3 separate regions of the Homo sapiens genome follow, and regions 2 and 3 are each linked to region 1. A link is a loop called in an ENCODE intact Hi-C map of the cell type or tissue named here. Cell type or tissue: chondrocyte. All regions are shown on one strand.

The links. A loop is a pair of places that touch in the nucleus more often than their neighbours do. Peaks named below come from ENCODE experiments on the same cell type or tissue, not always from the same donor. Only the 100,000 strongest peaks of a DNase experiment are listed, where the experiment ranks them.
Region 2: a loop joins it to region 1, with 8 times the contacts of the local background. A loop is called at or near these places in 49 of 110 quality-filtered maps.
Region 3: it touches region 1 in a loop (5-fold over the local background); 8 of 110 quality-filtered maps call a loop at or near these places.

What each region holds. Positions count from the first base shown.
Region 1 is chr21:37,913,109-37,921,108 of GRCh38, forward strand. KCNJ6 (potassium inwardly rectifying channel subfamily J member 6) reads right to left here and starts at 3,349. Exons shown (of 4, transcript NM_002240.5): 1 at 2,776-3,349. In chondrocyte, CTCF peaks have their summits at 741, 3,378, 3,586 and 3,786; DNase peaks (open chromatin) are centred at 1,307, 2,688, 3,387 and 3,857.
Region 2 is chr21:37,708,356-37,716,355 of GRCh38, forward strand. It overlaps KCNJ6 (potassium inwardly rectifying channel subfamily J member 6), which reads right to left. Exons shown (of 4, transcript NM_002240.5): 3 at 5,856-6,776. KCNJ6-AS1 (KCNJ6 antisense RNA 1) reads left to right here. Exons shown (of 8, transcript NR_183540.1): 3 at 1,959-2,088; 4 at 5,881-7,846. Among named protein-coding and RNA genes, the nearest start is that of KCNJ6-AS1, 190 kb to the left of the region's middle. RefSeq lists a silencer at 3,978-4,027. In chondrocyte, a CTCF peak has its summit at 3,973 (motif pointing right); no DNase peak of the experiment used is centred here.
Region 3 is chr21:37,754,446-37,762,445 of GRCh38, forward strand. All of the region lies in intron 2 of KCNJ6 (potassium inwardly rectifying channel subfamily J member 6), which reads right to left. LOC101928368 (a long non-coding RNA gene) reads left to right here. Exons shown (of 4, transcript XR_244309.5): 2 at 125-255; 3 at 3,701-3,757; 4 at 4,861-6,067. Among named protein-coding and RNA genes, the nearest start is that of KCNJ6, 160 kb to the right of the region's middle. RefSeq lists an enhancer at 909-1,756. In chondrocyte, CTCF peaks have their summits at 4,723 (motif pointing right) and 4,932; DNase peaks (open chromatin) are centred at 2,058, 4,727 and 5,017.

The DNA of each region.
Region 1 (8,000 bases):
ATTATTTTTCCTCTTCATATCAGTGACAGTTGTGGTGGTGGGGGACCTACTACCAAGGATGAGAGCAGGGCAAAGACCAGCTTCTCGTAAAGTGAGAGCAGAAGGGCTTGATGGACTTACCTGTTTTCCCTGTATGAATGTTGAAATGGAACTTGAATGGTAATAAATCCTCCCCTCCTGCAGTTTCTTCCTTGTTTGTATTAAGAGAAGTGACTCCTCTCGGTTTCCTACGACTGCAACCTAGGAAATGTAGCCACCTTGCTCACACGCAGGCTTGAAGATGTGATCACTGGCTCTCATCTTGCTAACAAACTCTCTCTCCTTTTCGGAAGCTCACCAGTGTTGTTTTGATTCCTTCCAGTTCTAGACCGAGAGGAAACTATATCTCCACCCTCTTCAGTCCTAGGACCCTTAGAAAGAATTTGGCTGGGCCGGATACGGTGGCTCACGCCTGTAATCCCAGCACTCTGGGAGGCTGAGGCAGGCGGATCACAACGTCATGAGTTCGAGACCAGCCTGACCAACATGGTGAAACCCCGTCTCTACTAAAAATACAAAAATTAGCCAGGTGTTGTGGTGTGCGCCTGTAATCCCAGCTACTCAGGAGGCTGAGGTAGGAGAATCGCTTGAAACCGGGACGCAGAGGTTGCAGTGAGCCGAGATCGAGCCACTGCACTCTAGCCTGGGTGACACAGCGAGACTCCGTCTAAAAAAGAAAGAAAGAAATAACAAACTTGGTTGGCTGGCCTCTCGCTGACCAGGGTGCTTCCACAGCTCCCTTCTGCCATCTATGCCCAACAAAAAGTTAAAGAGAAGAGCGTGAGAGGGCAAGGGATGCATGCTTTTGAAAGCCAAAGGGACTCAGCTGAAACTAGCAACCCTCGTCAGAGGCGGATCGGGGTGTGTGTGTGTGTGTGTGTGTGTGTGTGTGTGTGTGTGTGTCTGTGCGCGCGCGCGTCCTTTTTCTCCCCCTGAGGACAGAATCCTGTCTCCACTCTCAGTTCAGCTCAGGTCTTTCCCTGTCCCAGTGTTCTTGATTCTGAATAGGTCCTCTGATGCACCGCCATGCATAAAATGGATGATTTGCAAGCTTCTTTGCCTCACGTAATTCCGTGGGTAATTTGATATCCAGATTCTGCACGAGCCAAAGACTCATTTATTTATAGAAAGTGATTGACCTCCAGCGACCAAAGGAGTGGGTACTGCTTGCTGGGGGCTGCAGACAGGTGAGGCTTCACCCTCGGCGCCTGGGCTCTGGCCTTGGTGCTGAATCCGGAACCCGCTGAGGAACCACCACCTCGGCGGCCCCCAGGCAACTTTCGGGAGGTTTCAGGGGCACCCGGCCAGCTCTGGGCGCCCTCTCGAGCGTCGCCGTCAGGGAGTTGGGCACAACCGATGCCCTGGGACCCGCCACAGGGCACGCGGCTGGCGTATTCCTTTGCCTGGAGCCGGGAAAGTTTTGTCCAATTTTTTTCCCCTATAACTGGAGCTGCGGTCTCCCCTCCCACCTGGGTCGCCATGGAGACTCGAGCTCTTTTTCTTTCTCCAGGCAAAATGGGCGAAGCTCAGTTAGCTCAGCCCTGACTGTAGCAAGCCCTTTTTTCTCCCTAAGCAGTTCCTGGGCATCACCCTTTTCCGTTTCTTTTTTTCAGCAAAAGAAAGGCAGGCAGGGAACAGGGCTAGCAGGATGTGGCATTGCTCCCTGTACCGTAGGGCTCCCCGGGACCGACAGACTTTGGATAACAGCAGTTGGGAAACACTCTAAACATATAATACATCTCCAACTCCCAAACACTGGAGTTGTGGGGTTTTTTTTTTTTTCTCTTCCTTTTTTTGGGGGTTGGAGGCGGAATTCTTTGGAAAATTCTGGTATTTTGTTTCTCCACTAACCTCACCCTCTGTGGCTGTTTCTATTAAGATATATTTTCCCCCTGACAATCTCTCCATATTGCACCTAGTACAACAGATGTACCTGTGGATCCACTGGGCTTTTATTGGGTTTTGGGAATACTGATGTTATTTCACTTAAAAACTAATCCAAGCTTAATGTTTTGATGAAAATGAAAATATATCCACAGGGAAGCAAATATCCACAGCCACCCAGTCCTCTAAATGCCACACACATCTCATTTTATCTAAAGTGTTTTTTCTTCCCTTCCAATTACAAAATAATTCAGTTTACTCCTAGGAAGATCTTCCTATTCACTGTTTTTAGTCATGCTAGCACATCTTCGGTTTTAAGGATAGAGAACAGTTAGGAGTTACAGTATTCTGTTTCCCATTCTCCGCATGTTTCTCCCCAACCCTCACTTTTCCTCCCTTTCGTGTTGTCTCCTCTCCTCTCCATGCAAAGCAGAACAAGAAGACTGCCTTCCACAAAGACAATAGGCTTTTCCCAACTGTAAATGACTACATCACAAGCCGCACCTGTCAGTTAATCAGTGCATTTAAGTCTTTGCCAGCGGATGTTGAAATGATGTCTGCAATAACTGACTGGGTTTCTGCGAGCCCAGGGATGCAGACCCCTCCTTCCCCCGCCCCCCGTGCGAGTTTCAGTCGCTAATGAAAACCGTATGAAACAGATTCCCCTTCTGTTATGTAACCGGCTTCTCCCTCGCCTTTCGGCTGACTTGGGCACAATGTTTCTCATGAGAGTGGAGATGCCTGCGGCGACGGCGGAGCTGGGGAAGGGGACGCGGGGACCCGAGAGCACGGAACGCCTCGCCCAGGTGGACGCCAGCTCCTCGCCTGCGAGCAGCTCAGCGCACCGCTTACCTGGCTGCGGACGGGGTGGCTTCACTCAATCATGATCTCCTCTCTTGAAACGGAGCAAGACTGAACAATTCACTACACGACGGATGGCGAGGGAAGGAAATGCAAAAAAGAAAAGGAAAAGAAAAAAACTGGAATCAGATGGTCAAATTTCACATCAGCACCGAGAGGCTGTTAGGAGACTCCATTCTGCTCGCGGCTGCTCCGGCTCCAGGTCCGGCTTCCCGGCGTCCGCGGGTCTCCACCCCTCCGCCCGCCCAGCCTCTCCAGCCAGGTGCGGCCGTCTCCGGACTGGCTCCCTCTGGCCGAGCGCGGAGAGCAGGGCTGGGCGCTGGGGCCAAGGGAGGGGCGGAGGGGCGCGCGTTTGGGCAGGGACGGGGGAGGGAGACTGGGTGGAATGAAGTGGGGAAAGATAAGAGTGGCAGAAGAAAAAAAAAATCCCCGGTTAGGAGAAAAGTGGTGGACCACGCAGAGAGACGTCATGAAATCCGCAGATTCAATGAATGCTACTCAATTCCAGCCGACTGGCTGAGCCCCGCTGGCAGCGCACGAAGCGACGCGGCTCCGAGATAAAAGCGAGTGCAGCGCCGCGTGCTGGGGAAAAAGCCGCACAGCGCCGGCGCGGTCCGGGAGGAAGGGGCGGGGGCGAGCAGGACAGAGCCACAGACCCAGAGACGCCCACCCCGCCGCCCATGCCAGCTAGCGTGTCAGCGCGTCGAGGACCGGGCTTGGTGGGGGCGGGCTGGGCACAAACCAACGTGCATCCCCCGCCACTGGAAACGTGGGTGCTCCATGCTGGGGGAATCTTTTGGGTTTCGGTCCCCGACCCCCCAGTCCCAACCTTTCTCCCAGTGCCACTAAGTAAGTTATTCCCGGAGAAACGCCTGGAAAGCAGGAAAGAGCCGAAGCTCGGGGAGCAGTTTTGTCTGCTGGTTGTAGGGGTTCGGCTTTTAGGGTTTTGTGAGATAAGGAAAAAGAGGCTCTGGGCACTGCCTCCCACCGGGCTGAAATCCGTGAGAGGCAGCCCCGGCGCGGGAGCCGGAGCCTGCACCGCCCAGAGGGGGCGCAGCGAGCGGCCGGGACGGAGGGGAGGGGCCCTATCCCTGAGCTTTGCTTGCACCTGGTGGCGCCCCAGCCTGCTGCCCCATTCAGTCCCTTCTGTCCTGTCCACTGCAACTGGGACCTGGTCCCGGCTGCTGCATCATCACCCCATCCTTATATGATGTCTCTGGGGTCACTGGAGACAAAGAATGGCCTTTTCCAAGAATGACCCAGGCTGCCTTCAAAGTTGAATTTGTCAGGATAAGCCCCTTAGACAAAGGTCTACTCCACTCTTTGAATCTAACTTGCTTTGTGCTGTTATTCCAGGGGCCCCTCATAGTGCTCCCCTCTTGCACCCCCTCTTTTTCTTATGGTCATCAAAAACAATGGTTCTACATTTCCAAAGTCTTCCCATAAATTGCTTCTACCTATGAACAGAACTCTCTTTTATGCTGTCTTTTTCCTAGGGATGAATGGATTGACAAATTGTAAGAGTAGCGAATACCATTGGCTAGTAATTTTATAATGGCCCTTTCAATAACTGGCTATTCTTGTGCTGCTTTATGAAGTGGCTTTCCTTCCACAAGGCACAGAATCTCTACCTCAAAGAAGGTGACCTTATTTTAGAGAGAAGGCTTACGGAAACCTCTTATTTCCAAGATTATTTTATTCTACATACATACATTTTAATTACCTAGCAATTCAGGTCCCCTCAAGAATGCTGTCTGCCCTCTAAAAATGACTGTAATATGGAGAGGTGTTTGTGTCAATTTGCATCCAAAGTCATGTAAAAGTCAACCGTACACACGGCCTGTGAGCTTGTATTTGCTGTTGATTTTCCCTAAGAGGTTGTAATCTGACTTGCTATTACTTCTGAGTCATATATCCCATATACAGAAGATATGAGTATGTGTAATATCTGTAGTATGTGTAATACGTGCTCCACAATGCCTGCTGGATCTAGTGATAGTGTTACAAATAAACAAAGAACAACTGAACCAAATAATCCCTGAGAGACCAGGAATACAAATGCAAGATGCAGGATTTCGGTGGACACAGCCTTAGAACATTAAAAGAACAACCCATGTTGACTATAGTTGTGTAAAGGGCATTCTGTTTAATCTGTGAAGCTGCTATGGGTATGCCTGCTAATTTTGATGATATATACTTTTACCAGTAGAATGATTTCACAAAGTATCTTTCTTACAAGATATTAGACTAAATAAGAAAGTCAAGAGTTGGAAGTAACCTATTTGTCTCCTTCAAATACTTTGAAAACTCCCCTACTTGAAACAGCTGCCGGGGTGATGTGGGCAATAGCACTTTGTGAATGGCATAAGAGCACGTGTTGAATGAGATGGATCCCATTAACACAGCCTGGGATTTGATAAACACCAGAGACAAGAGCAATTGGCTTAACTGAATTCATTCATTTATTCCGTAGAGTTCTGATAAAGTGATCTGCATGGGTGTAACTAAGAGACTGCAGCCACATCTGAAAATCAGGCGAGCTGTGCTTCAGAGCTGCAAATTGTGGCTCCTCTGAGCTCCTGAGAGCCTGGTCTCTCAAACTACATTGTGTTTAGCTTGTCTGAAATCTCACTTATATATCTATTTTATGATTTCAGGTGAAGGCAAGGCCTGGGGGAGAAGATCTTTCAGGGTAAATCAGTGCTCCAAATCTCACAGTGACTTTTATAATTGATTGATTATGTCATACAGATGAGACTGGTTTGTCTCCCACATATAAAGCTGTAATGGAGACTTATTAGCTAGTAAAATTAACAAACTGAATTATCTTGACGGGCTGTCATTTGTTTTGGGTAATCTTGTTTTTCTCTGTCATTGATTGCGGCAATTTATAAACCATTCTATCTTCTTGGCCCATGTGTAGATCTGGCCTTGCCTTAGACAGGCTGACACCAGAACTAAGATGGTTGGGAGTTTTTGGTCTCCACCCTTGGGCCAGTACTTGTTTTAGATTTAAGACCTTAGCTGTTGTGGGTCTAACTATTAAGAGACCTAGTTCTTTTTCAGTTTCACTCCCCTGCCTGCTTTCTCCACAAAAACCCTACCACAGATAAACAATATATTTAAAATGCAGAGATGGGAACATAAATTTTAAAAAATTTATTTTGTCTATAAAAGGACATCTTAAAGAGTATCAAGAGATAAGTGTTAAAATTATTCTATTTTACATTTGTACTTCCAGTGTACTGAATGTGATATAGGAGTTAAGAAGCAATTACTTAGGCAGATAGTAAGGGTATGGGAGTCCTAGGTAAGGCTTTTCTTTTTAATGAAAATCAGCCCCAAATAATTTTCTAAGAGAGCAAGCAGCCTGCAAGCTGGGAGCTTGCACAGGTGAATGCGGGCAGGAACTAAGGACTAAAGATGTTAAATATGGCGGTCCCATCTTCCCGTCTCTGTTAGCCACGTGTACTGTAAACGAGCAGACAAGATGGTGCCAATCAACTGGAAAGTCCATTTGCATAAGAAGATTAGGGTGGGGCAACTAGCCTTCCCAGCACACTATGTAGACATCATACCTGAGTGAACCAACCTGTGAGCCCTCTGTAAATCAGACACCGCCTTCTCCAGCCTGCGTATAAAATCTGCTGCGGTCCTCTACCTTCTCCCTTTTCCACGTGTCTCTTGCTCGTGAGGAGCTGCTCTCCCCTCCTCTCTCCTTTCTTCTATTACACTTTCTGCTCCTTAACCCACTCACCTGTGTCTGTGTGCCGAATTCTTTCTCAGTGCATGACAATGAACCCCAGGGTATATACCACAGACAGCAGTAGCCACTTCAGATGGATTTCATTCATGTCTCTTATTTAGGGAATATCTGTAAACAGCGGTTGGTATTTCTTTGATTGATTATAAATTTGGAGATGTATTAAGAAATACATCTTAATTCTTAAGAAATATTTCTAGGTGTAAAAAGTTAAGAATTTTTGCTAAGGAGGGGGTTTCAGAGGGGTTTTAGCTCTGAGGCATTTTGGGGCTGGTCTTTAGAACTTTAGGATAATTTAGAACAATTATTGAGTTATGCCCTTTTCCCTTGATACACTTTTATCTCCTACGTGTTTTCCTTATTTTTGTTACAGTAGGTAGCTAGTCAGACATGAGCAGGGCAGAAGAGGGCCTTCCCCACCAGGCATGCCAGGAGACCGTCAGGTGATGGTCAGGCAGTTGTTAAACTGTCCGTCTACAATAATAATTGGTCACAGCTGGCACCAGAAAAAGTGGTCTCCCAATAGACAGAAACACCGAAGCTGGTGATCAGCAGCTTCCTGATGACATCTCAGGACTTAGGTGAGTGGGCTCAAGCATGTGGACTAAGGCAAAATGGCACAGTTTAACTGTCATCTAACCTTCTTCTAGGAACACTTGGCTGGTAAGGGAAGAACGCCTCAAGTGAGCATGCATACAACTCCAGTAAACACTGCACATGTGGCCCCTCTCAAGTGCTGGCAGACCATGGCACATGCAAACAGCCCACCCCAAGAGAAGAATCAGGGTAGAAGGCACACAACACCCGGGAAGTATGCCAACGCATAAAACCCGAAGTCAAAGGTCAAACAGTGCACTTGATCTCGCAAGTCGCCCACTTGGCCCTCTTCCAAGTGTACTTTACTTCCTTTTGTTCCTGCTCTAAAACTTTTTAATACACTTTCACTCCTGCTCTAAAACTTGCCTCGGTTTCTCACTCTGCCTTATGCCCCTCAGTCGAATTCTTTCTTCTGAGAAGGCAAGAATTGAGGATCCTGCAGACCACACAGACTTGCCGATACTAACACTTTAAAATGACGTTCACCATTTCTACTAATCTTAAGTCATAAATACTTATGAATGTCCTGAAATCATATATTTTTATTTTAATTTCATGGCTTGATAAATAAGTGCAGTCAGAAGACTATTTGATAGATTCTTTCTTATATGATGTTTTATTAGTTCATTGTTTAGCAGGTATATCCTTTTTAATCATAGTCTTCTCCCCAAAAATGTATTAAAATGCAATTTAGAAAATTATAATAGCTTTGAATATAATATTTCAAAAGACCAGGGGAGGTGACAATTACAAAAATTACATAAATGAAACCTAGTTAATCTTCCTTTACCTCTTACTGGAATTAATTCTAATTAGCATGACATCTGCACAACAAAAACATTCAAGGCCAAAATAA
Region 2 (8,000 bases), 200 kb before region 1:
AGCTGTGGAGGATTATAGAGAGTTTACCATATTTGGGGAGCAGTTGTCACCAGTTTTTACCCAGCCAGCCAATGATACTACTGGGATATATTATAATGAGATAGACATATTGGAAGGAAGCCCTGAATAAATGAGCTACACTTAATGCTCAAAAAGAAAGGAGAGCTGGATTTCTTGATTTACGGGTGGCAGATTTTGACCTAGGAAAAACATATTCCATATGTCTTTAAATTGAAAAAAATCACTCCTTATAGAGATTCCTCCAGGAAGATGCCTCTATGAAGAGTTTTACCCAAGTTCTTAGCATTTCAGAGCTCACCAATTAACTCTTTTCCCAGGCTGGGTGGTTGGGGTTATAACTCTTAAGATAAAAAATGGTAAAATTGGAGATAATGGCTTGGCAATGGAGGGATCAGCAGTAAATTATCAAAAGGAGAAAAATAAGATTTGAAAAATGTAGCAGCTATGAAATATCATTACTAGAAACAGTTTAAGAGCATGGTGATGCTTACCCTCAGCAGTCTTATCTTTTCAAAGGCTGCAATCTCATATTCTCCCCTGCTAGGGTAGATTGGCATTTTTGATTACAGTAAAGAAAAATGTGCCTGGAAATCAGACCTGACAGAACATCATGTTCTTCCAGGGGTATTTTTGTAGACAATGCTTATTTAATTTTGATTTCAGAATTGTTTTGTGGTACATCTCATTCTGATACATGGTTGTTTAAAATTCATGTCAATGTCTACGTAATTTAAAAATGAATTGATAACATTTGGAAACAGAAGAACCTTAAAGGAAAGGAAGAACTAATGGTGAGAGAAAAGAATTGAGGGCACATTAATACCAGTCATCTGCACATGAAATATCAGTTGTTGACTGGGCGCGGTGGCTCACACCTGTAATCCCAGCACTTTGGGAGGCCAAGGTGGGTGGATCACCTGAGGTGGGGAGTTCCAGACCAGCCTGACCAACACGGAGAAACCCCATCTCTACTAAAATTACAAAATTAGCCGGGCGCGGTGGTGGTGCATGCCTGTAATCCCAGCTACTCAGGAGGCTGAGGCAGGAGAATCGTTTGAACCCAGGAGGCGGAGGTTGCAGTGAGCCAAGATCACGCCACTGCACTCCAGCCTGGGCAACGAGAGCAAAACCCTGTCTCAAAAAAAAGAAAAGAAAAGAAAAGAAATATCAGGTGTCTTTTCTGGGTGCATTTCTCTGCCGAATCATCATGAATCAGCAGCACTCATGGTGCAAAGGGCACTGAACACAGAGTGCCCGACAACACCATTGGTGGCTGTGGCTTTCAAGGTCCTGCCCTGCTAGTGGCTATTTGACCTTAGCCAAGTCACGGGTCTTGTTGAGGTTCCATTTCTTCATCTGTGAAATGGGCAAAGATTCCCTCCAACTCAAAAATTTTATGATCTGTGGTGTGATTTATGTGACTAAAATTCTCTGCCTGGGAATAACTATACTAGTGACAGAACTGAGCTTTTCTGTGGTGAAGGATGGGTGATGGGTTGCCTTCACCTATTTCCAGTGAACACTGGCTGTCCTCCTTGTTAACTCCCAGATGGCAACTTCCGATTAATTGGCCTTGCCTCCTTGTCTATAAAGTGTTCTCTGGTGTGTTTCATCCTCCACTCTCCCCAGTGTTCTATGCAGTATTTAAATCTTTCAGAAGTTATCTTCTTTAAGAAAAACTTATTGGAAAAAAAAACAGATGGAAGAAGAAGTCATAGATTAAGAGGCTTACAAGATATCTCAACCAATCACCATGTGTTAACCTTATTTGTATCCTGATTCAAACAAGCTGATTGTAAATATAAAAAACAGTGACATGTAAGAGACGATTGGAAGTTTGAACACTTGGTAGATGTTGGATCTTAATTTATTGGTCATTATTTTAGGTGTCATAATGGTATGATAGCTATGTTTTTAAAAGAATCCTTATCTTTTAGGGGCACATACCGAAATATTTGCAGATGAGGATGATGTGATTCTGGTGGGCAGCCAATGAGTGGGGATACAGAGGAAGCAAGTTTGACCCTGAATTGATAATCACTGGAGCAGAATGACGGGGACACAGAGGTTAGTGATACTACTGGGTCTGTTTTTGTGTAAGTCTGATAGGTTCCATCAAAAGAAGTGTAAAATAACCAAAAGGCTTAACGGGGACTCATCCTTGCCAGCACATTTGCCGAGGAGTGGGCAAGTGCTGCCTGTCGCAGTTGTATAATCGCTGGGGGTAAATGTGGAAGTTCGTCAATCAGCAAGGCCGTAGTGGGGGCTGACTGGCAGCAAGCCCAGCGCTGCGTGGCTGTCATCTTGCCTCGAGGCCCATTTGCCCTCTATAAATAACAGTCTATATGAATGCTTTACTATTTTAACACACATGGGCCACAGCTGCTGAGCACGTTTGTTTACGTAGCTATGAAACCTTCTGTAAACACCACTATCTCAAAATCGCCCATGTGTCAGGAACATAAACGGCCCCCTTTAAAAATATATCTGCAGATGAGACACAGCCAACTCCTAGATGTCTGAGTGGCTGGTGTCAGAATTTTCCAGGGTTTGATTCATTTTCAAAAATAGAACCACATGACTGGAAGGTTCTTGAAAGGTCGCCTGGCATGTCCCTCCTGACTTCAGGCGGGACCAGGCCAAAGCCATTCACAAAGGACTCGGGGCTGTTCTGCGTGGGCATGGGTCTGTCTTTTGTGCAGTCCCTTCAAGGCCATGAAAGGGGGGCTCGCTTCCAGCCTTCAAGGAGCCCACTTTCGTTTTCTAAAAATGGAACCTGACCCTGCAATGCGGCTGGCATTGGAAGGCAGTGCATCCACAGAGCACCACTCGCCTGCACCGGGCCTGAGCTCCCAGCAGACGGAAGGACCCAGGTGGCCTCCTGTGGGACAACTCCGGTCTCCGGAAAACACCACGCTGGGATCATCCTGTGCCCAGGATGCCTGCTTCCTAACAGGGAAGAGGGCACCGCGTGAAGGTGGCCATGTGGGCCTTCCCTCCTCCCTGGAAGAGGCCTGCTCGTGGAGACCACTGAGCACAGCAGGTTAAGGTCAACTGCGACATTGTTGAAAGAAGTGATGAGCGCAGGGGAAGCTGTTTTGTGTCAGCTTGCTATTATCACGGCTCCTGATTTCCAGTCCAGCACTACAATGAATAATTAGATCCCTGTGAATTTGTTTTCCTCGAGTGTGCATTTGGTCCACATTTTTTTTTCCTGTGGTTTTGAGAGATTGAAGCATTTTTCTCCCCTAAGGGCCTGTTTAATGCCCATAAATCCTAATTGAGCTTTTCATTCACAAAGAAACAGTATCCTGCTGAAGCGTAAGAGAGCAGCTGTGCTGGGGGTACTGAGTTGTATGATTCCCCTGAGGAAAAGACCAAGACACTTCCAGTTTCCAGACACCTCCAGAACTTTCTAGAACCCCCCCCCCAAGTCTAGAAATTAGAAGACTATTTTTTAAAAGAAAATGAGTAGCAGTTGCCTTTTCCCAGGGATGGGGTGAGCGTTTGGATTGATTTTGCTGGTAATTACTCAGATTTCTCTATGAAAGCTGTAGAAAGGCCATAGGGTGCTCAGAGGCAAGTATCACTGTTAATTACCAAGAAAACCATATTCCTCCCTTTGGAAAGGCTCACTCATTACCAGCTGTCATCAGAAAGCCAGGGCCTGCCCCAGGGAGAATTCTGACTCAGGGACATCACAAAGATAATTTGCTTATTCCAGATTCATTTATTTTACAGAGATTGGGCTCTGGTTTGAGGGAACACAAAGCTTAACTCCCACAATTTAAAGCTCAGACTAGCATCAGTAACCAGAGGGTACGTCTCCAGTGGTTTTTGCTTCTTGAGCTTGGAGACACTGCCCTCTCTCATGTCCTCTTGGGGGAATTTATGGTGAAAAGGGAAAAGAAAAACTGCATCCTGAGTGGTCAGTTCATAGTGTCAGAGGCTGTAGCTCTGTGGCCGCTAGGGGGATCCAGAGTCCCTGTGCTCAGCTGAGGTTGGGGAAGTTTCTGGTCTGTAGGAAAGTGACAGCTCCCTGTTTGAATTATTTCTCTTTCCTCCCTCCTCCCCAGCCTCCCCTCCTCCTCTCTCCCTCCTCCCTTTCTCTTCCCTCCCTCCTCCCCTTCTCCTCCTCTCCTTCCTCCCTTTCTCTTCCCTCCCTCCTCCTCCCTCCCTCCTCCCCTTCTCCTCCTCTTCTTCCTCCCTTTCTCTTCCCTCCCTCCTCCCCTCCTCCTCTCTCCCTCCTCTTCCCTCCCTCCTCCCCTTCTCCTCCTCTCCTTCCTCCCTTTCTCTTCCCTCCTTCCTCCCCTTCTCCTCCTCTCCTTCCTCCCTTTCTCTTCCCTCCTTCCTCCCCTTCTCCTCCTCTCCTTCCTCCCCTTCCTCCTCCCCTGCCTTCCCTTCTACTTCTCCCTTCTATCTCCCTTCCTCCTCCCCACCCAACTATTGCCACACAAATGCACCCCCAAATCAGGCTCAAGGTACAGATAGTCCTGTTAACACCTGGAGCACTTATGTCTTATTTTGCAACAGTGACTTTTGTTATTCTTTAAAGCTACTTTCCGATTAGGTTCCTGTGCCTTTTGTTCTATGGAAAGGAGACCGCTCCTACCATTGAGCTCCATGCAAAGCCCTTTACTCACGTTTTCACTGTTTGCTGCATTTAAAAACCCTATAGCAAAAGTTTCACACCACCACCGTAAAAGAAATTTGTGAGAGGTTGTGACCTTGCCTGTTGGGTACAGGGAGGTAGAAACATGGGACCCATGGCTTTTCCCTAAAAGGGATCACAGGATTAAGTTACTTGTCACAGGTTGATGAAGAACATGGGGCCAGCCTGCTGGTCATGCAATTTCAGACAATATAAACCACCTGAATCTCAAGCTGAAGACTTAAAAGCGTAAAAGGGCTGATGGTATCAGGAAAAAGGACCCCAAAGACACTATTACTACCTCAAAGAACAATAAAGACCTTAATGAATTAGGGTTCTGGTTTATACTTTCCCCGTGAGGCACTATGGTTATCTTGAGTCCTAGCTGATGGCTCTGTTTTGGGGGATGTTACATACAAACATGGGCAGAACCTGCTTTGCTGTTGGGATGTGTAACGTGCAAATTTCAGACATGAGCGAAGACGTCAGTAAAAACAGACCATTTTCTCTATTTCCTGAACAGATCATCTTCCCTAAAACATCCCAATGATTAGCCATTAACAGCAGGAGGGCCGGCGGGATTAAGATGAATGGATCTTCAACTTTTTTCTTTTCTGCTAGAGTTATTTACTGTGTCTGCAGCTTTATACTTACTGGGAGCTCAGCAGGTTGAATGTGGAGAGATACTAGGCACTCACTTCATACAAAAGAAAAACCAATGCTATAGGCCTTATAAATGACTCTCAAAGAATGGGTGAAATTGCATTTTTATTAAAGCAGTTTGTCAGGCTTCCTTTGAAAGGCTTAACTTCCTCCTTCTAACTTGGTAACAAATAACCTCAAGTATTTAAATTAGCAATGTTTTAAGGCCATTTAAAACATGCTTTAGAGACAGATCAGAGTTTAATTTAGGTAAATATTTGGAGACTTAAAATATATTACATGGTGATTTTTCATTGTTCATTAATTTATTTTCCAAAGGGCTTTAAAAAACTAAATGGTTAGGCTTCTTGGTGGATATACTTCAGGTGAGACATGTAGGCATACTATGTCATGAAGCAAGGGGATGTTGTCAATATTGAGTGAGGTTCAGTATTCTAGATCTTGTAATAGATAAGAACATCAGGTCCAGTTTAAAATGAGCATCTATCCCACAGCCATCCCAGGATAGAACACATCTTACCTGTGGCTTCCACCATTCCTTCTAGGATGACCACAATTTCCAGTTCCTCTTTGGGCAGCTGGGCTTTGGAGATCTCCCAGAAAGGACTCTGTTGGTTAATTTCATGGCTAATGATCAGCGGTGACACCAGAAACAGACGGTCATCCCCCGTGTAATACCCTACGTTGATATCCGTCTGGTTCAACGGGATGAACTCCCCCTCCGAGGTCTGTTTGGATTTGATCAACTTGGCTCTGATGGAAGCCTCCACAATGTGGGAATTCCTAAGGTCCCCTACCCGGAACATCAGGCACAGTTTCCCATCCCGCATGGAGATCACTGCATGGGTGGAAAAGACCAGGGTCTCTGCCCTCTTCTTGGGTTGAGAGATTTTTACAAACATGCATCCCACCATGAATGCATTGACAATGGACCCCAACACAGATTGGATTAAGAGAAGAATAATTCCCTCTGGGCATTTATCTGTGATGACCCGGTAGCCATAACCAATGGTGGTTTCTGTCTCTATTGAGAATAAAAAAGCAGAGACGAACCCGTTGAGGTTGGTAACACAAGGAGTCCAGGAGGGGTCCTCTATGTGGTCCATGTCTCCCCGTATGTATGCGATCAACCACCAGATCATTCCAAAAAAGAGCCAGGTCACTGTGTAAACCATGACAAAAATCAATAGGTTGAATCTCCACTTCAGGTCCACTAATGTGGTGAAGATATCGGTCAGGTAGCGATAGGTCTCCCTCACGTTGCCGTGATGAACATTGCACTTTCCGTCTTTCCTCACGTACCTCTGGATTTTCCTTTTGGTCCGATCTCGGCTGATGTGTCTTGGCAGGTCATCCCTGGCCTGCTTAGGCAACTTTGGCTGGTGAATGGCCACTGGGCTTTCGACGTCCTGATCCATGGAGTCGCCCTCCAGGACGTTAGCTGGTGGTTTGGAGAAAAGAAAAGAAACACTGAATGAAAGGCTGGCTCTTTGAGGACAATGGAACGGCACACTTTGTATGGGCTGGTGAAACCAAATACCATTTGTGTAGCTATAAACAAAGTAGACAAAGCCATTTTTATTCCACACCATCTGGATAGGCCTCTAGTTGACTTGGACTTCTGTGCTCTTCGATCTAGTTTGTGTAAGTACTTCACCATCCTGCCCACCAGGACGGAGCTTATTGCTGCAAAATTGTGTCCCTGCCAGCAGGTTCTACTGAGTCAGCTCTCACAGAGGGATGCCTCCCAACTCTGAGATGCTGTGGCATGGGAGAGGCAGTAAGCTCTGATGAAGGAGTCCTCTTTAGATTCAGACAGGCTTAGCTCTACTACTTAGCAACTCTTAGTGGGCTCTTGGCCATGATATCTGTTATGGACTGTATTGTGTCCTCACCAAATCCATATGGGGCTTGAGCCCCAACCCCTAAGGTGACAGTATTGGGAGATAAGGCCTTTAAGGAGATAGTTAAAGGTTATATGAGGCCATAGGGTTGGGGCTCCAATCTAATAGGACTGGTATCCTTATGCGAAGAGGGAGAGACACCAGGGGTGCACACAAACAGAGGAAAAGCCATATGAGACACAGGGAGAAGGTGGCCATCTGCAAACCAAGGAGAGAGGGCTCCCAGAAACTAACCCTGCCAACACCTTGATCTTGAACTCCAGCCTCCAGAACGATGAGAAAATAAATGTCCATTGTTTAAGCCACCCATTCTGTGATATTTTATTATGGCAGCCTGAACTGACTTACAACACACTATCCAAATTCGTGAGCCTCAGTTTCCTCATTTACAAAATTGATCATGATACCCAACTCACAGTGTTGTTATAAGGTTAAACAAAACCATGTATGTGATCTGTGCCTGCATGTAACAGACTTGCAATCAATATTTTTTTGTAATAAATTGTTCCCTTGTCACTTTCCTTATGTTTAGGGCAAGAGTCTTGAACAAGCTCTTTGAACTATTGGCCAAATTTCAGGGTTTAAAAAACATTTCTGGTTTTTGTCGGTAAGTATGCATGCATTGTACTTTAATGGTTGATTCAATGCCAAGGTAAGTAAAAAAGGGTGGGGAAATGTTCTCTCTGTCTGTGTGCTTACATATTTGATTTGGTTTCTGCCTCCTCAACATTCAACATCTGTAATTTTAGCTTGTGGTTATT
Region 3 (8,000 bases), 160 kb before region 1:
TGATGTGTCTTTCTAGGGTTTGACACTTAGTAGACACCCCACAAATGTCACTTGGTTACAGAAATAAGTGAAGGTTTAAAATGAAAGAAGAAACGTACTGTGTCTTTATTTCCTGTGGCTCTAGCTGATCCGGGACAATGGACTGAATGCCATCATGAGCCTCAATGGACTTACCTGTAAGAAGGGTCACGTGAGATTCCAACGCTAATGAGCGTGAAAGGTTTTTGCAAACAGGAACTGCAGCACAAAGGAGAGGTAATATGTTGCTGTTGGGTGAGGTGTCCTGGCTGGGTTTGCTTTAGTCCTCACTTTCGGTACATTTCCTGCCTAAGATATTTGTGATGGTGGAAGAAAGGCCTGGATTTCTTCCTTTAAGATTAGGAGTGGCTAGTTTCCCTTTTGGGGGCTGTTCCTAGGACTTGAGGCACCGTCTCAGAGCTGAGGAGTAAGCAAGGCTAAGCCGCAGTGCAGCTGGACAGAAAGCCGGAGAGGTATTGCTGGGCTTCTGGAAGTCCCTGAAGGGTGGAGCTTCTCAATAGGTAGCAAAATGACAAACTCTAGACAACTCCAGGATGTGTTCAATGATAAAACACAGGCTCTGGAAGCTGGCCTGAGAAAGAAGTCTTAATTCCTTAAGGACCCGAGCGAGACCCAGTTCTAAATCTTAGAAAAGAAGTTTGCAAGTGTCTTAGTGGATGCAGAGTCAAGATAAACAGAATTTTCTAGCACCGTGGAAGGAACAGAAATTACAATAAAGAAGAAATAGAATCAAAAGGAACTTGGCTGACTTTTATAGCTTCTGGTTGTCTATTTCTGGGACATCTATGTTCAGTGGCAAAATGAAAAAAGAAAAAAAAAGAAAAAAACAACTACACAAACACACATGCAAAAGCTTTCAAAGAAGGCAAGAAAAAGCTATGCCCCTGGGATAGAAGGCTCTTTCCTGAGACTTTCTTTGTTATCCTAAGTCCTGCAAATCTTCAAATGTTACCTGAGAGTGTTTCATCTGGAATTCAAAGTCAAAACCAAAACAAAACTAAAACCCAAAAAGAAAGGCAGGAGAGAACAGCTAGTCTTGAAAATAGGCAGACTAGTTGAGGGAAACAAATCTGTGTGTGCTTTGCCATGAGGGGCAACTGAAGGAAGAGAGGAGCCTGGATTATCCATGATTTAAGTATTTGTAATTGAGGGAACAGAAAAGGTGTCCTCTCTCTGTGTTTAGCCAGCAAGGGAGCATGGCTGAGTTGCCTTGAGCTCCTGACCCTATCATGAGAAGCCATGAAGGGGTGAGGTGGGTGCTACCATGGGCCAGCCTCCGGGTGAGAAGGATGGATACGAGGGTGCGGTACAGGCAGCAGGAGCTGTGCCAAGCAGAGTGGAGGCTGCCCCTTTCCCCAAGCACATCTCACACTGCACCTTGGCCTTTGGTGGAGCCACTGACTTCTGGAGAGCCCCATGCTGTGTGAGTGCTAAATGCGGAATGCAGGCACTTTGTGAAGTCTTTATTCGGTGGCTCGAAATGCTCAGAGCTTGAGAAGAAAAATCAACACCAAATGGGTTAGCTTCCTCTAGATGCTTTTGGATGAAAGCTCTTCCAGGTTCTGTGGATGGATGGACGCTGACACAGCACCCTCGTTTGTAAAGCAGGGCTGGTGGCATCCACTTGGAGGCTGGCACAAGGGTTGTGTGGGATTTCCCTGCCCGCCAAGCTCCTAGCCCTTGATTCAGTGTCTGTGGCTCCTTTAGGACCTGTGCTGGACCTTCATTAAAAACCAACAAAAGTAGGAAAACTGATGCAAATAAAAGAAATAATACCACAGATGACCATTCATTCCATGTCAGAAACAAATGCCTGGATATTCCTTTATGATAAACCTGGAGAGCAGGAACCACCCATTGAAGACAGTGTGGGCCACAGACCCCACGGTCAGAGAATGGGTGGTGGGAGCAGGGCTGGCGTGGGGGCCTGGGAGAAGGCAGGGGACGTGCGTGGAAACAGAGGCGCAGTCTGGGTGAGGGGTCCAACCCTTAGGCAGCACTGACATCTCCCCGCTATGCTGGTCTCCACCCTGGCCCCAGCATTCACACTGCATTCCTGCTTTGCAACTGTGAACCCTGTGAAGCACCGAGTGGAGTGTCCAGCCTGGAGTGAGCACTCCCTCACAGTGTGATGATTCCAGCCCAGAGTGAGCACTCCCTCACAGCGTGATGATTCCAGCCTGGAGTGAGCACTCCCTCACAGCGTGATGATTCCAGCCTGGAGTGAGCACTCCCTCACAGATTCAAGCCCGGAGTGAGCACTCCCTCACAGCATGATGGTTCCAGCCCAAGTGAGCACTCCCTCACAGATTCCAGCCCGGAGTGAGCACTCCCTCACAGTGTGATGATTCCAGCCCAGAGTGAGCACTCTCTCACAGTGTGATGATTCCAGCCCGGAGTGAGCACTCCCTCACAGCGTGATGATTCCAGCCTGGAGTGAGCACTCCCTCACAGATTCCAGCCCAGAGTGAGCACTCCCTCACAGCATGATGGTTCCAGCCCAAGTGAGCACTCCCTCAAAGATTCGAGCCTGGAGTGAGCACTCCCTCATAGTGTGATGAGTCCAGCCCAGAGTGAGCACTCTCTCACAGTGTGATGATTCCAGCCCGGAGTGAGCACTCCCTCACAGCGTGATGATTCCAGCCTGGAGTGAGCACTCCCTCACAGAATCCAGCTTGGAGTGAGCACTCCCTCACAGTGTGATGGTACCAGCCTTGGTGAGCTGTCTCTCACAGTGTGATGATTCCAGCCTGGAGTGAGCACTCCCTCACAGTGTGATGATTCCAGCCTGGAGTGAGCACTCCCTCACAGCTATGATGTTTCCAGCCTAAGTGAGCACTCCTTCACTGATTCCAGCCCGGAGTGAGCACTCCCTCACAGTGTGATGATTCCAGCCTGGAGTGTGCTCTCCCTCACAGTGTGATGATTCCAGCCCAGAGTGAGCACTCTCTCACAGTGTGATGATTCCAGCCCGGAGTGAGCTCTCCCTCACAGCGTGATGATTCCAGCCTGGAGTGAGCACTCCCTCACAGTGTGATGATTCCAGCCTGGAGTGAGCACTCCCTCACAGCATGATGGTTCCAGCCCAAGTGAGCACTCCCTCACAGATTCCAGCCCGGAGTGAGCACTCCCTCACAGTGTGATGATTCCAGCCCGGAGTGAGCTCTCCCTCACAGATTCCAGCCTGGAGAGAGTACTCCCTCACAGCATGATGGTTCCAGCCCGGAGTGAGCACTCCCTCACAGTGTGCTGATCTCATTTGTTGCCAAAGCAATCATTCCCTATTACGGAGAAGAGAACACCATTTTGACTTGCATGAGGCCACACGCCTAGTCACTGGCTGGCTCGAGCCCAGGTTCTGACTTGAAATCCAATTCCCACAAAATGCTTTCCTTAGCAAATGATTCCTAATTAATACAACAACAGAAAGGCCTCACAATGTCAAATCTTAGAATGAGATCAGGTTTCCAGCAGGTGTCCCTGCATTCACCCACCTCCTGCGAATGGCTTCCTGGCATTAGGTTTCAGGGTGTCACTGGGTGGGTTGAGGGTGTGGGGATGGTGAGGGAGGAGACCCTGGGCCTGGTTTAGTGGAGGGGGAGAGGCTTCACCTAATTTTCAGGGGTCCAGCTCCAGTTGACTTTCCTCTTTGTGCTCCTAGGCATGAATCCTTGAGCGATTAAGACAGTGGGAGTGACGGGGCAGAGTCACCACGGAGGTGGGTGTCTGCAGATGTCTGTGAGGCTGATGGTGTGTGGGTTCTCTAGGGTCCTGTAACTTTATTATCTTTAGACTCAAAAGGTGTTCTGGGATCATCGTATTTGCATTGGTGGGAGTGTGTGTAGAATAATAGCAGTTATTTTGGGAGAAGTTACCCTGCGCCAGGTGCTGTAAATATCACCTCCTCCTTCCATTCTTAAGATGGGAGTATCCACAGTGGTAAGCTGGTAAACCAAGTGTCCAGAAAAATTAATCCCTCATTTGTAGTGTTTGCTGATTGCCATGATGTGAATTGCTTTTACCACTGCGGATTTCAAGATTATCGACCATTCACAGGATTCCTGAATATCTACCCGTCAACTCTTATGAGCCAGAGGAACTGGCTCTAGTACAAATAAGCCAAGTAAGGGATTGTACAGACATAGGAGTAAGCAATAGAGATTTTTTTTTTGAGACAGGGTCTGGCTATGTTGCCCAGGCTGCAGTGCAGTGGTGCCGTGATAGCTCACTGCAACCTTGACCCTCTTGGGATTAAGTGATCCTCCTGCCTCAGCCTCCCAGGACCACAGGTACATGCCACCATGCCTGCCTACTTTTTTGTTTTTTTGTAGAGATGAGAGCTTGCTGTGTTTCCCAGGCTGGTCTTGAACTCCTGAGCTCCAGTGATCCTCCTGCCTTGGCCTCCCAAAGTGCTGGGATTACAGGTGTGCGCCACCGTGCCTTCCCGGCCTTAGATATTTTACAGGCGAGGAAACTGAGGATTAGAGATCACATGGCTCAGCCCTGCTCACATGGGTTGCAAGAGTTGCCCTCAGTCTGACCCCCAAGGCCATTGCTTTTAAGTCCTCCTCTTGACAGCCTCCTGGCCCCTATCTGAGGCTCAGCTGAGTGGTGACTGTTCCATGTTTGAGGCTGGGGAGGAGATCAGCTCGCAGTTCAGCTTCCTGTCCCCCAGGTGGCAGGGGCGGTCCTGGCTGGGAAGGCTAATTTGTCCGGGCTGCATCTCTGTCCTACTCTCGCCAGCTCTGCCACAGGGCCTCTGTCTTTCCCTTGCGCTTTGAGGTTTCTCTGGGTGCCTCACCCTCCTCTTCTTGTTCCCAGACACACCACTGTGAAATGAATGGCGGGACTGCACTGAACGGCAGAATGTTTGAGGGCTTGGTCATACAGCTGGAGGGAAGAGTGAGACCAGGAAGAGCTGAAACGCGGCCTCTCCATCCCTGTTACAGCAGCACCTTTCTCACTGGGCTGCAGGCACCCTGACCGCAAAGGTGTTCTCACAACCCCGCAGGGTCTTGCTCCTCCCTGTGCCGCCAAGCTTGCCACTCCATCTGCCTGGCACGCTCATCCCCGCCATCCCCATCACTGGCTTCCCATTGTCCCCTGGGTCTTGTCCTTGAGGAAGCCTCACAAGTCATCCTGTCTAAGTAGCACTGTTGGTCTTCTCCATAGAACCTTCTCTTCCTTTCCTGGCATCTATATCATCCTGGAACCATTTTATCTGCGTGTTCACCTGTCCAACCACACTGCGATGGTTTTAAAATATGTTCTTAATTCTTAGACACTCCTTCCTTCCAAAGGCAGAGTGTCATTCCTCTCCTTTTGAGTGTGGGCTGGACTTAGTGATCCCGTTCTGCAGATGAGAACATGGCAGAAGAGGTGCTGTTAGGACTTCTGGGCTGGGTCACGAAAGGACAGCTGCTGGCTGGCCTGCTGTCTTTTGGACTGCTCTCCCCAGGGGCAGCCAGATGCTACATCGTGATGACACTCAAGCAGTCCTACCCAGAGGCCCATGTCAGAAGGAACGAATGCCTCTCACCCACAGGCAGCACCAACTCGCCAGCCACGGCTACGAGCTGCTTTAGAAGTTGACTCAGCCCAGTCGAGCCTTCAGATAACTGCAGACCCAGCCAACATCAGATGGAACCTACAAGAGAATAAGTCCTGGTCCCGACCTGCCCAGCCAAGCTGGTCCTGAATTCCTGACCCACAGAAGCTGCAAGAATAATGTCTCCTGCTACTTTAAGCCACTATGTTTTGGCATATTAGGTAGCAATGGAGGATTAATATAAATGTTGAAATGCTATGATTCCTCATTTCATGGACAAGGAAACTGAGCCACAGAGAATTTACACGGCTCACCTAAGGCCACACAGAGTCAGAATTTGGACAGAGGCAGTCTGATTCCAGAGTCCACACCCCTGAGCCCTGTACTACAACCTCCCTCCAAACAAGGCACCATCTCAAACAGTGTCATTTTTCCTGTGAAGCCCCGATTAGGTGGTGGGCAGGCACAGGATCTTTCCCTCCCCAGACAGATGTAAGTCCAACAGCGTGAGGCTTCTGACAGCTTGGTGCTCCACACAGGGCAGGGGTGCAGAGTCCTGCCTGACCACCAGCCATCCAGCTGTCACGAGCCAGTACCCTTGCTCCTGGGTCTGACTGGAACTTCAGGCGAGTGTCTCATGCTTAAGAACCTGCCTTTTTCCTTTTATCCCTATGTTTTGGGATGCAAGAAAATGCCTCTCAGATGTGGTGTGGTCTCCTGGCACCTCACCTAGGATGGGAGGCCTGGGATAGAGAAAGGCTCAGGTTCCTCCTGTCTCACCTGGGCTGGGAATGAAGGACTGTTCTCCCTTCTCTTCAACATACATTCTGGAGGCGGGGTGGGGAACTGTCTTAGGCCTGGGTCAAGAGGGGAGGGCCAGACGGTCTTGGGCTGAGTGTGCTGAGCTCAGAGAGGCACATGTGGATGAGACAAAGCCAGGCAGGTCAGGGAAGAGCCAGAAGAAAGATGCACTTTGTGGGTCCTAGGCATCTGGGTTCCAGGCTAGGGAAACTGGGCAGGGAAGCCTTGCCAGGGGACGCCCCTTAGAGTAAGGGCCAATGGTGGTGTTGCGTGTGTGTGTGCTATGTGCTGTATGTGGTGTACGTGTGGTATGTGTGGTGTGTGTGCTGTATGTGTGTTGTGTGTGCATGTGTGTGCGATGTGTGTGTATGTATTGTGTGTGTGTGTGCATGTCTGTGTGTGTGGTGTGTGCCATATGTGGTATATGTGTGTTGTGTGTGGTAGTGTAATGTGTGTAGAGTGGTGTCTGTGTATGTGCTGTGTGTCTTGTGTGTATTAGTGTGTGTATATTTGTGTGTTGTATGTAGTGTGTGTGTATATTTGTGTGTGTTGTATGTAGTGTGTGTGTATATTTGTGTATGTGGTGTGTGTGTTGTGTTGTGTGTGTATATTTGTGTGTGTTGTGTGTATGTAGTTTGTGTGTATATTTGCGTGTGTGTTGTGTGTATGTAGTGCATGTGTATATTTGTGTGTGTGGTGTGTGTCGTGTGTGTGGTATGTGTGTATGTGTTGTGTGTATGTAGTGTGTGTGTATATTTGTGTGTGTTGTGTGTATGTAGTATTTGTGTATGTGTTGTGTGTTGTGTTGTGTGTGTATATTTGTGTGTTGTATGTAGTTTGTGTGTATATTTGCGTGTGTGTTGTATGTAGTGCATGTGTATATTTGTGTGTGTGGTGTGTGTCGTGTGTGTGGTATGTGTGTATGTGTTGTGTGTATGTAGTGTGTGTGTGGTATGTGTGCATATGTTGTGTATAGTGTTGTGTGTCGTGTGGTGTCTCTGTGCGTGTCTGTGTGCGGTGCATGTTCATGCACTCACTTTTGCACCTGCAACCCATGCTCACTGTGCTACACTTTCCACACCTTTTGCCCCAGACCCTGATAAGGTCCAGGGAGGAGGGTGGTGAGGAATGCCTGCAACGATTTAATTAGGAATAAAGAGGAGTTGCTGATCTGGTTTAGGGCGGGCCAGGAGTCTTTTAGCTCCAGAAGGACAGGGGTGTCTGTCAGCTGTTTGCTGCTCATAAATTCCCCAGTGTGTGTGCAGGATTGCACCTATCCTCTGAGCTACCTGATGCTGGGGTCTTGACCAGATAAGAACACCAAATATCCTCTTCCTTTCTCATTAGTAGACAGGCCAGGCCCATCTGAACCCACTCCTCTGGCTCCCTGAGGAGTGTTTGGGTGTCCCCGCACTTAGCATCCAGCACAGATGGCTCCTTCCAAAGCCACACTCCAGTGGCTTCTTTGGGGTGGATGTAGACGCTCAGCCCATGGAGAGCAGCTCATCTAAGTTACAGCCCTTTAGAGTAAGGGATGTGGATGAACAGGTGAGAGGCTTCCTGCTCGTCATTAGAAATTTTTAAAAACCACGTGGTCCACAGGTCTTGAGGC